3 separate regions of the Mus musculus genome follow, and all the other regions are linked to region 1. Evidence: chromatin loops called from intact Hi-C (ENCODE). Cell type or tissue: heart. All regions are shown on one strand. Each heading gives the region's core, and the rest is flanking DNA. Links, peaks and the distances in the headings are about the cores only.

The links. Peaks named below come from ENCODE experiments on the same cell type or tissue, not always from the same donor. Only the 100,000 strongest peaks of a DNase experiment are listed, where the experiment ranks them.
Region 2: it touches region 1 in a loop (5-fold over the local background); 10 of 42 quality-filtered maps call a loop at or near these places.
Region 3: a loop joins it to region 1, with 3 times the contacts of the local background. A loop is called at or near these places in 6 of 42 quality-filtered maps.

What each region holds. Positions count from the first base shown.
Region 1 is chr5:35,347,480-35,351,167 of GRCm38, reverse strand. No RefSeq gene overlaps it. Among named protein-coding and RNA genes, the nearest start is that of 4930478P22Rik, 12 kb to the left of the region's middle. In heart, for the core only: a CTCF peak has its summit at 2,164 (motif pointing right); a DNase peak (open chromatin) is centred at 2,197; H3K27me3 peaks cover 1,168 bases.
Region 2 is chr5:35,276,724-35,280,411 of GRCm38, reverse strand. Adra2c (adrenergic receptor, alpha 2c) reads right to left here and starts at 1,846. Exons shown (of 1, transcript NM_007418.3): 1 at 1-1,846. The coding sequence starts at 526. In heart, for the core only: a CTCF peak has its summit at 1,443 (motif pointing left); no DNase peak of the experiment used is centred there; H3K4me3 peaks cover 1,443 bases; H3K27ac peaks cover 791 bases; H3K27me3 peaks cover 2,500 bases.
Region 3 is chr5:35,129,861-35,133,548 of GRCm38, reverse strand. No RefSeq gene overlaps it. Among named protein-coding and RNA genes, the nearest start is that of Lrpap1, 26 kb to the right of the region's middle. In heart, for the core only: a CTCF peak has its summit at 1,594 (motif pointing right); a DNase peak (open chromatin) is centred at 1,588; H3K27ac peaks cover 275 bases.

The DNA of each region.
Region 1 (3,688 bases), core at 731-3,230:
CTCTCCTCCTCCCCCTCCCCTCCCCCCTTCCCCCTCCCCCTCCTCCCTCCTCCCCCCCTCTCTCTCCTTCTCTCTCTTTCCTTTTTTGGAAGGGAAACAAAGGAAGACTTGATCAGAGGGAAAGAGGTGGTGGGGGAGGGACTGGGAGAAGTGGAGGGAGGGGAAACTGTGGTCAAGATGTAATGAATGAGAGAATAAAGGTTTAAAAGTTACCTTTACAGAGCCTGAGTGGGAATCCTGCCCCCCCAGGAGCAGCCTAGGCCATCCAGGGCCTGGACTCTGCTCTGTTTCTAAGTGTGGTCTGGGGACCTTGTTCACTTGAATGGAGAGGGCCTTTGGACAACCTGGCTACAATCTTGAGGCCTTCTCTTACATAACCTCCAGGGTAGGATGGTGTCCTCCTGTGAGCCTCTTTCCTCACAGATAACCTTGTTCCTACTTACCATTGGCACCATAGACAGGGTAGGTAGACCACTGCATCCTTCCTCCGAGGTCCCCCAGGCCCACTGTCCTGAATCCTCTCACCAACCTCACTGTCCCTTTTCCACTGGTCTTCATCTTCTGTCCCTCTGTCCCACACAAAGCCCACAGCTCTGGGCTTTGAGTACCCCATTAGAACTACTCAAAAGGGCCAGAAATAGCCCAAGACCAGGATGAAGCACCAGGATCGCTGGGAGTAAGAGGGTGGGATGGGGGTTTGGCATCAATTGCACACTTCAGAACCTACAGAGAACCCTCGCAGGGTCCTTGCATTCTGGGGTCGTCGTCGTGGACCTACCTCCCCATGGGTCTGTCTCCAGGGCCTGGTGTCTCTCTACACTGCCTAGGGGATACACATTGACCCAGAGCAGAAGATGTACAACAGCAGCTCTGGCCTTTCTCCTGAGGGCCACTAGAGATAGATGACTGATCTGAACAGCTCAGGTACCCCTCGCCCCACCCCCACGTAGCTCCCTGTTCTATCTTGTTTCTGTCCTTTACTTTTTTCTCAGCCACTCAGAGCTTTTTTGGTTAGTTTTGCTTTGTGGTACTGGATACAGGTGAGGCCAGCATTCCACCTTCAAGTTCTGGCCCAGTGCTCATGGTTTGGTAGGCAGCAGGTATGTGTTAGTTGGGTTACCTTGTTTGGACTTGGCAGACCTGCATCTTGGAGCTGGTGGCTTCCTGCACTGTGAACCAGCTTCCTCAGTGTTTTTTCATGATCATTTGGAATTCTGAAGGCAGAGTGACCCAGTGTTCACTTGTGTCCTTCTGCTCTGCTCTGTAAGGACAGCTGGGGAGAAAGGTCAGGGGGCCTTAGGGCCTTCGTGTCAGGCCATCTGCTTCAGGTCTTACTGAAGCAGCAGGCTTCTCCTCTTCCCCCACTCCAGGTGCTAGGGGCCATCAGTAAACCCATCTCTGTGAGCCCAGAGCAGTCCTATCTGGCCAGGACTTGAAGGGCCTTTACTGTTGTTTCCTGATCTGATACAGTGGAAGGAGAAGGAGCTGGTTTTACACTTCGAAGCAGAACCTTGGGATGCAGAGCAGGGGCGTGGGGCACCAGTGCACACGTGTCTTCTCCCCTCTTTCCTGGGCAGGGCTTAGCTGCCCGTTTGTTCAGTGATCTTTCCCTTCCCTCCTGTACGGAGACAGGGTCGGCTGTCCTCCTGCACAGGAGTCAGGGTCAGCTCCCCTCCTGCGCAGGGGTCAGGGTCGGCTGTCCTCCTGCACAGGGGTTAGTCAGTTCCTCTGCTCTCTTCTGTGCAGGGATCAGGAGTCAGACATCCTGTGCAGAGGCCAGAATCTGCTTCCCTCTTGTACAGAGATCAGGACCAGCCCCTCTCTTTCCTCCCAGGGAGGGATCAGGGTCAGTCCCCTTTCTTGTGAAGAGATTGGGGTCAGCTCCCCATCTGTGCAGGGTCAGGGTCAGCTCCCCCCAGCCTCAGTTTCTGCATAGGGATGGAAGCACTGTGCATGTGTGCTCTTCCAAGGAGGGAATGCTGTGACATCCCCTTGTGCCAGAGAAAGTGAAAGGCAAAGATCCTGAGTTTACCTTCCAGGCTCATACAACCCAAGCCCTGCGGTCCCATTGGTATCCAGTGGAATCCCTTCTCTTGCTCCACTCTCTTCCTCCTCACCTTTGCAAGGGGAAACGAGTCTAGCTCCCCCTGAGACTAGTCAGCAGGGGGCAGCAAAGCTCTCCCTCAAACAAGGGACTATGTTCCCTTTAGCCAACTCCAACAACCACTGGAGGAAGTAGACTCTGGGTGGCATGTGTGTGCAGCTCTCAGAGAAATACCTGGGGGAGGGGGAGGTACATGGGAACCCAGTAGGAGCTAAGCCAGGCAGACAGACGGATACAGGCCTGAATTTAGGGGTGTTTTTATAGATACATGTGATATATAAAATATTAGAATGTAAGGGATATATAAAATATCAACTATCATCTATTTTCTATCTTCCTACTTCTGCTACTCTGGAGGACTCCACTTAATACAGCTAGTGTCACCATTGCTTTGATGTTCAGCATTCTGAAACTTGACTTAATTTACATAAAGCACCAGGGCAGGTGAACTGAAACCCAGCACTCTGGTAGAAGTCAGAGCTGGGACCGGAAAGGCGGCTCAGTGGTTAAGAGCTTGTAATGATCTTGCAGAGGACTGGACTTCAGTTCTCAGCACCCTCAGGACCGCTTGCATCTCCAGCTCCAGGAGGATCTGACTCCTCTGTCCTCCACAGGTACCTGCATCCAGGAACCCCCTTCCTCCCCCCACCCCCCAAGACACATAACTAAGCAAATCAGGATTAGGTCAACCTTGGTAGACAGGTGACCAAGGGGTGGGGGCTAGAGAGCTAGCATCTTCACTTTTCTTTTTCTCTCCTCACATGGCACTAACTGAGCCTTTTCATCCACACACAAGAAGCAGAGAGAAGGAGAAGCCGGCCTGCAGTGATGCACTTCTGTCAGCCAGGCTCCATCAATGTTCCATAGCCTCCTCAAACCCTGCCACCAACTGGGAAACCACAGGTTCAAACACACGAGCCCATGGAAAACATTCTTCATTCCAATGACTGCAGTCGCCCTGCCAGTCAAGGGTAGATCTGACAGGGTTTTTTTTTTTTTTTTTTTTTTTTTTGTTCTCTCTTTTTTTCCTTTCCTTTCTTCGAGATAGGGTTTCTCTGTGTAGCCCTGGCTGTCCTGGAACTCACTCTGTAGACCAGACTGGCCTCAAACTCAGAAATCCACCTGCCTTTGCCTCCCAAGTGCTAAGATTAAAGGCGTGCACCACCACTGCCTAGCTTTTTTTGTTTTTTAAATTTTATTTATTTTATATATGTGAGTACACTGTAGCTGTCTTCAGACACATCAGAAGAGGACATCAGAGCCCAGTACAAATGGCTGTGAGCCGCCATGTGGTTACTGGGAATTGAACTCAGGACCTCTGGAAGAGCAATCAGTGCTCTAAACCTCTGAGCCGATCTGGCAATTCTTGGTAGTTGTTTTCTTTCATGTCCTTGCCAGCTGTGGACACATGCAGAGGGACTAGCTTGAGGTCATTTACTGCTTCTGAGGACTGTACAGAAAGGGTACCACTGCACAGGCCCCCAGGCATGATGAGGCTGTGTCTCACTCTGGCGGTACATTCACGCTCATGGCGCTTAATGCTCTTACTCCCTTTCCTGTACAAATGTGCAAGTCTCCTGGTGG
Region 2 (3,688 bases), core at 444-2,943, 70 kb after region 1:
ACACGGCCACGATGGTGGCCTTGACACGGCGCGGCGTGCGCTTCAGGTTGTACTCTACCGCTTGCGTCACCGACCAGTAGCGGTCCAGACTAATGGCACACAGGTGCACGATGGACGAGGTGCAGAAGAGCACGTCCAGTGCCAGGTATACACCACACCACACTTGCCCGAAGTACCAGTAGGCCATGAGCTCATTGGCCAGAGAAAAGGGCATGACCAGTGTGGCCACCAGGATGTCAGCTGAGGCCAGAGACACCAGGAAGAGGTTCTGCGGGGCGCGCAGTGCTCGGCTGGTCAACACAGCGATCACCACGAGCACATTGCCTACCACGGTGAAAACGATGAGGAAACCCACCACAGCTGCCAACCCCGCCACAGCACCTGCGGAGTACTGGCCCGGCGGTGGCACCCAGTCGGTCCCCGAGGCGTTGGCACCCCCGCCGCTACCCCATTCGCCCGCGTCGCTCCCGTTGGGGCCCTCAGCCGCCGCCGCCGCCAGCGCCGCGGCCAGCGCTGGGGACGCCATGGTCCTCCCGAGAGCTACGCGGTCCTGCCAGGAGCCCGGGCGCAGCCTCGGCAGCTCGGGCGCCCCACAGCCAGGGTCGGCGTCCGCATCGCCGCCTGCTCCTCCGGCGCGCCGGCTGGGGGCCACGAAGCCCCGCAGCCGGCTCTCGGCCGTGGTGGCCCGGCGGGCGGGCGGCGCGCCGGAGAGCGTGGCTGCCGGGCTCCCCGCAGCTGCCGCGCGCGTAAGTGCAGAGCTGGAGGTGCCCAGAGAGCGCGGCGACGCGGCGGTGGGGGGGAATGGGGGTAGGTCCCGGGTCCTCGAGCGGCCCCGCCCTCGGCCTGGGTTCAGTGGGAGCGTCCCGGCCGCCAGCCCACGGAGATGCGGTGTCCAAGCTGGTGCACGCAAGCGGCTCCACGGTCCGGGTGCCCGACTGGGCTGCAGGCTGCAGGCGGCGGCCCGGACACTCTGCTTCCCAACGGGCTGGCTGGGGCTAAGCGAGCCGGGGCGCAGGTTGCCGTTCTTCCGGGTCCCTGCAACTTTACTTTGCGGGGCTGGGCGCCGACACCCGCGGTCCTCCTGCTGCTCCCGAGTGCGGGCGCCCCCCAAGGTCCGCGTTCGGCCGTGCGGGCGCCGCCTCGCCCTCCCCGCTCGCCGGTGCAGCGTCTCCGCCGCCGCGGAGCGCTTGGCGCAAGTGCTGTCGCCCGGGCTCGGCTTCCAACTTGAGTCCAGTAGCGCAGCGGGGAGGGCGCAGCGGGGCGGGGCGGGGCGCCCCGCAGGCCCGAGCCGCGGGCCCGGGGGGAGCGGGCCGGGAGCCGGAGCCCGCGGCCGCCTGGGCGAACCTGCCGGCGGCGCCGGGGAGGAGCCCTAGGCGGCGGCGCAGGGCGCGCACTCGGCGAGGGCGCCCCCTCCAGGGCCAACTGCAGCCTGCGGGGCCCGGCTGAGCGCGGGCTGGCCTGAGCGGTGAGTTCTAGAAGCCTGCTCTTTCTAAGATCGTAGTCTCCACCTCACTCGGTTACAGGCGACGGAGCGCGCGCGGGCGCGCACACCGGCTCGTAAGGGGCTGGCTCGGGGTCCGCGGCCTGATTGGAGAGTGCGCTTGTAGCAGCATGGCAGAGACACTGCTGGTGCGCATCATTCCTTTGGAGCTTAGGGTCCCTGCTCCCCTGCAGAGCCACCTCCTCAGTCAGCCTCAGTTCCCTCCTCTGAGTACCTCTCAGCGCTGCGGGATCGTGAATCATAACCACGGTGTCAGTCGAGGCCCAGATCAAGCTCCCAAGCTCTATACCCATGTTGGCAATTGTTGAAGTTGAATCTTAATGCTGTGTGATCCCGCTTTTCACAGCTGGAGGGGACGCTCCAGACCTGCGCTTTTGACAAACTCAAAACTGACCTGCCCCATGCAGCGTGATTTTGTGGGAGTAGGTTTAAGAGAGGGCGAGCAAATCAAATGTTGGGGAGATCTCGTGTCAGTTTCACAGAGGTTCTGTCACGTGTGGCCTGAGTTGAGTTGAGGCACTGGTCTCTGCCTCCAGGCAGCCCCAGGTCTGCAGGGAGGATGTGGCCAAGAGAATAAATTGGACTTTCCAGACCTAGCGTTTCCCTGCTAGAACTAAAGGAGTACCATTCTCTCCACCAAGGCTGGCCAGGACCTCATTACACAGGTCAGATAGACCGGAAAGGGAGGGGAGTTGGCAATCCACTGGCAGAAGGCCTCATCAGAAAGTCATTCTGAGGACCTTGGAGCCATGACCTGTGGCATCTGGACTTGTCCCTGCTCTGGTGGCTGCTTCTCCCTGCAGTCCTTGAGGATAGTGCAACCTCCTTGTGGGCACTGCAGCCCTAGAGGACCCACAGGACCTACCCTCAGGGCAGGGGTGTCCAACTAGGATTAGGCAGACGACAAACATTTCAGACCATGGGCCTGTCTTGAGTACTGTGCCCGTGCAGGACACACTTCTTGATGCCTGTCCTGGGCACTTTCTAACTCAGGGCTTGCAAAGTGCCATGTGCTGTCACCTGAGAATGTGAACTATGAGGAAGAACCGCCAAGGTTTTTTAACAAGTCCTTCTTACCCAGAGGCCCCAACAAGGGCCACTGATCAAAACAACTTCAGTTGGTTTGTATAGAAGCCCCCAGATGACTCCAACATCAGTATATTGGAGGAAGAGGAGGTCTGGCCTTATGGTGTTTGTGTCTGGATATTCACCCCCACACTGAGTGCCATCAAAGCCCTGGAACTTCCCCACCCCCCATCCCTACCCCCAACCCAGCCTAGAAGCAAAGGAGGAGGTGACAGCATGTATCACCTTTGGATATGGAGGAGTTATTAGGAAAAAGCTTTGTGGACCATGCTCCCTAGGGACTGAGGTAGTCCCCAGTGTGTGGATGGTCCCTAAGACAGAGTGCTCTTTAGGAATGTGGGTACTCCTTCAGATGGGATGCTTCTTTGGTGAGAGTGCCCCCCGAAGAGGCTGGTTTAGTTCTGAGGATGTGGGAGCCTGAGGACGATGAGGGGAAGGGCAAGTGGGCACTGGTCGGGTACTGTTGGAGAGATGGCTTCTCCCCTTGCAGGCAGCATTGTGGACCTGCCTGAGTCAGAGATGCTGTCATATGAGAAGCTGAGGGGACAACAGGTAGTCTAGCCCAAGCCCTGACTGCACACAGCCTCACGTTTCCAAGTGATGCCTGCCTAGGCAAAGGGATGCCCTGGGAGCCCTGCAAGGGAAGCCTGCAAGGGCATCTGCAGGGCTCGCTACTGAGTGACCTAGGCTCTTGGGGATGATGGCTACATGCTGTAGGGATGCTGACCATACCTCCCGGCATAACTGAGAGGAAGCCACTCTGGAGTCAGCAGCCAGAAGTGAGAGTTAAAGAGTCTGCTCATTTGAGGGCAGCTGGTGAGACCCCCTGGGGTGGCAGGAACTTACGAAGAGGCTGAACTAGCCTCTTTGCCCAGAGATAGCCAATTAGCCCCAACAGTCTGCTTCTGGTTGTTCTGTGGCAGGAAACAATGTGTGCCCCTACAGACTGTGTGTTCAAGAGTAGTTGGTGGCAGGCCACACTGGGTGTTTGTACCTACTATGTGAGGGCATTCTGGGAAGGTCCTGGTATATTTCAGAAGGAAATCCATGTGAAGTGAAGCAGCCTGGGTATTCAGAGTGGTGGGTATACTGGTGCCTAGA
Region 3 (3,688 bases), core at 444-2,943, 220 kb after region 1:
GAAGGGCTGGTGTGGGGAGGGGCCTCCCCTCAGAACCATGTCCTCTAACCCAGCTTCTCTCACCATCTATTCTCATGAGCACACCTTAGTAAGGGGACAGAAGGATGTCCCTCTCGGATGTGAGGCAAGTTGAATGTGAATTGTCCTGTGCGCTAGAGTCACTTGGGAAGAGGGAGCCTCAACTGAGAAGATGCCCGGATCAGATTGCCCTGTGGTCAGGACTTTGGTACATTTTCTATTTTTCCTGAACTCATTCACCTTTCTCAGGAGTTACAATGAATGTTGTCTGTCCTCGATTTTAGGTTATTGCTAATGACATTTCTTTTTTTTTTCCAATTTTTTTTAGGTATGTTCTTCATTTACATTTCAAATGCTATCCCGAAAGTCCTCCATACCCTCCCCTCCCACCCCCCTACCCACTCACTCCCATTTCTTGGCCCTGGCGTTCCCCTGTACTGAGGCATATAAAGTTTGCACGACCAATGGGCTTCTCTTTCCACTGATGGTCGACTAGGCCATCTTCTGATACATATGCAGCTAGAGACACGAGCTCCAGGGTACTGGTTAGTTCATATTGTTGTTCCACCTATAGGGTTGCAGATCCCTTTAGCTCCTTGGGTACTTTTTCTAGCTTCTCCATTGGGGGCCCTGTGTTCCATCCAATAGCTGACTGTAAGCCTCCACTCTGTGTTTGCTAGGCCCCGGCATAGCCTCACAAGAGACAGCTATATCAGGGTCCTTTCAGCAAAATCTTGCTGGCGTATGCGATAGTGTCTGCGTTTGGAGGCTGCTTATGGGATGGATCCCCGGGTGCGGCAGTCTCTAGATGGTTGGTACATTTTCTTGATTGGTGATTGATGTGAGGGCCCAGATCATAACGAGTGGTACTACCCTGGGACAGTGGTCCTTGGTGCTATAAAGAAGCAGGCTGGGCAAGCTACAAGTATCCAGTCAGTAAGCCACACCTCTCCATGGCTCCTGCTTCTGTTCCTGCCTCCAGGACCCTGCGATGACTTTGCTCAGTGATATATTGTGACCAGGCCAAACAGTGGCACCTGGTGCAGGCTCACTGCAGTGGGGACAACATGGAAGGCAACAGTGCCATCTGCATGGCCAGAATGAAGCCACCAGAAGGAAGTGCAGTCACAGCTGTCTCCCGGACTGAGGTCAAACAGAAATCTGAAGGTGTCCAAAGGTGACAGGGGCACAGGAGAATCTATGGTGACACTAGGGAGGCTGCCCAATGGGACATATGCTCCCAACCCCCTCAGTCTCACCCAGAGATTTCTCCAGAAAATGACCATGCTGTGGTTTTGTTTAAAGGATCAGAAAGCAGGGACATGATCCCAGCTAGCCCAATTGCTCACTTTGACACCTTCTCAGCTATCCCGGTCTAAATCAGGCATCTGTCATGGAAATGAGAGTGAGTCAGATCTGAGCCTCCCTCCTGGACCCTGCTTTCAGCATCCAGATAAGAGACTGTAACCCTGAAAGGCCTACCTCACTGTCTGCCAAGCAGATAGCCTTCAGATGGGCCTGCTGAGGAAAAAGAGAGCCGGTCTCAAACGGGACACCACAGGCCTCTGCCAGAAGAGGGCAGCACTGAGACAGAAGTCGGAACCCACCCGCCGCTGCCAGGATTGTGTCTAGCCAAGCTTGCCTAGGCCAGCAGAGGCTGAAGCCAGGCAGGGAAAAGAGGGAGGAAGTGATGGGGCTGAGGGAGGGCTCTAAGTAGTGAGTGAATGAACAAGGAAAAAAGAAGGAAGGGGTCGTTGCCCAGACCAGCCCTGCAACTCTCATGGCTGAATCCAACCACATTTCCTCTCACCAGGGGCAGGCTTCAGTCCTGGAGGGGGTCTCGGACCACCTTGTCAGGCCTTTGGTTTGTCCTGTAAGAAAGCAAGGCTTATTGTCCCCACAGAAACAGTGGTGCCAGCTCCTCTTGATATCCTTAGCCAGAGCCATCTCTATGCCTGCTCAGCATCCCCTACCACTGCTCTCTAAGAGGCCTTCCTCCCAGCATCTGGGGTCCTCAGCTCTCAGGTGCAGGCAGCCTATCCAGCAAGCTCTGACAGTGCCTGTCACCTCTGCCTTCTAGGGTGGGGAACGTCTTAGGTCCAAGGAAGGCTCAGCAAGGCTGCTGGGTATCTGGAGTCAAGTCACCAGCAGATGGAGCCTGAGCACCCCAGGGAAAGGCCACTTTGATGGCCCTGCCATGATTAGCTTTTGTGGCCCTTAGCCACATATGCTTTCTGCAGGTGGAGGTCCACAAGGTGAGTCCCTAGGGATAGACTATCTTCCCTCCAAAATGGGCCCTGTGTTGGTCAGCTTCCTATCTTTATAAAGAAGGTGGTACAGTGAGTAACACACTTGCCACACAACCATGAGGCCCTGAGTTTGAATACCCAGAATCTACATAAAACTGGGCCCAGTAGCACAAGTGTGTATACAAGGAATCCCAGAATTCCTGCAAGGAGTTGAGAGGCAAACAGGAGAGGTCCTGAGCTCAGAGACCCCGTCTCAAACAAGGTGGAAAGCATAGGCTGTCCTCTGACCTCCACATGCACTGACAGGAACAGCTTAAGGAAGGGACATTTGCTCTGCTCACGGTTTCAGAGGGTTCAACCCACAGTCACAGTTACGCGGCTCCGTGTTTCTGAGTCTGTGGCGTGGCAGTGTCATGGCCACAGGAGTGTGCAAAGGCTGGAGAAATTATATCCACCACAGTCTTCTGTCCTCCAGGCAAGTCCCACCTCCTCCCTCCCACCACCTCCCAATAACACATAGCATAAACCCATAAAGGAATTATTTCACTGATTAGATCAGATCCCTCACAGTCTAGTAGACCCTGGGGACAGAATGACTCAGAGGCTGCTCCAAGATAACCCGTCAAAACCAGGAAAGGGGTCTGGGTCCCAGTACCCTCTCCATGGGACACCCAGTGAACTAACTTCCTGCAGATCCCCCTCACAGCACTACTCTGGGGGCTACGACTTTGACACACGGCCTCTGGGAGAGAGTTAGAATCCAATTAGAGCACTGCTCAGCCTGGAGCCTGGGACCAACCTGGCGTGCAGATAGAGTAGCAAAGAGGCCAGAAAGCCCCCTCACTCAGTGACAGCTGCACCTTGGCTGAGTGTGATGCACACTGGTCATGCCGGGAGTGTGAGGCAGGAGGATCACGTGCTCCAGGCCTGAGGTCCTTGTTGAGGGCTTGTTTCAGAAAAGCCTGGGTGTAGCATGTGTGAAGTCTGGGTCCCAACCCCACCACCAAGGAGAGTGAAGAAGCCGAGTCTTCTCTTCCACCCTGGATGGAGGCTCGGCTTGTGATCGCTTCAGCTAAGGATAATGGCAGCTGCAGTACCAGAAGGCGTGGGAAGCACCAATGCCCAGGGCTGGCTCTCCTTTGCTCCTGCCAAGCCTGGGATGGCTCCCTCTGTGTGGAGGTACTAAGGCTGGTCCCTGTAGCCCTCCAGCCTAGTGGCCCTCTTCTTGCCAGCTGACGCAGGGCCCAGAGACAAGGAGTTATGGAGAGCAACTACCTCTAGCTGAGCCACCAGCTGACTATGACAATCAGTGAGTCAGACAAGCTGCCCCACTTGATCTACACCATCAAGAGCAGCCAACGTTCTAGGCTACGAAGCCTCTGGAGCATCTGACCAAGTTAAAGCCAACTAGCACAGACTCT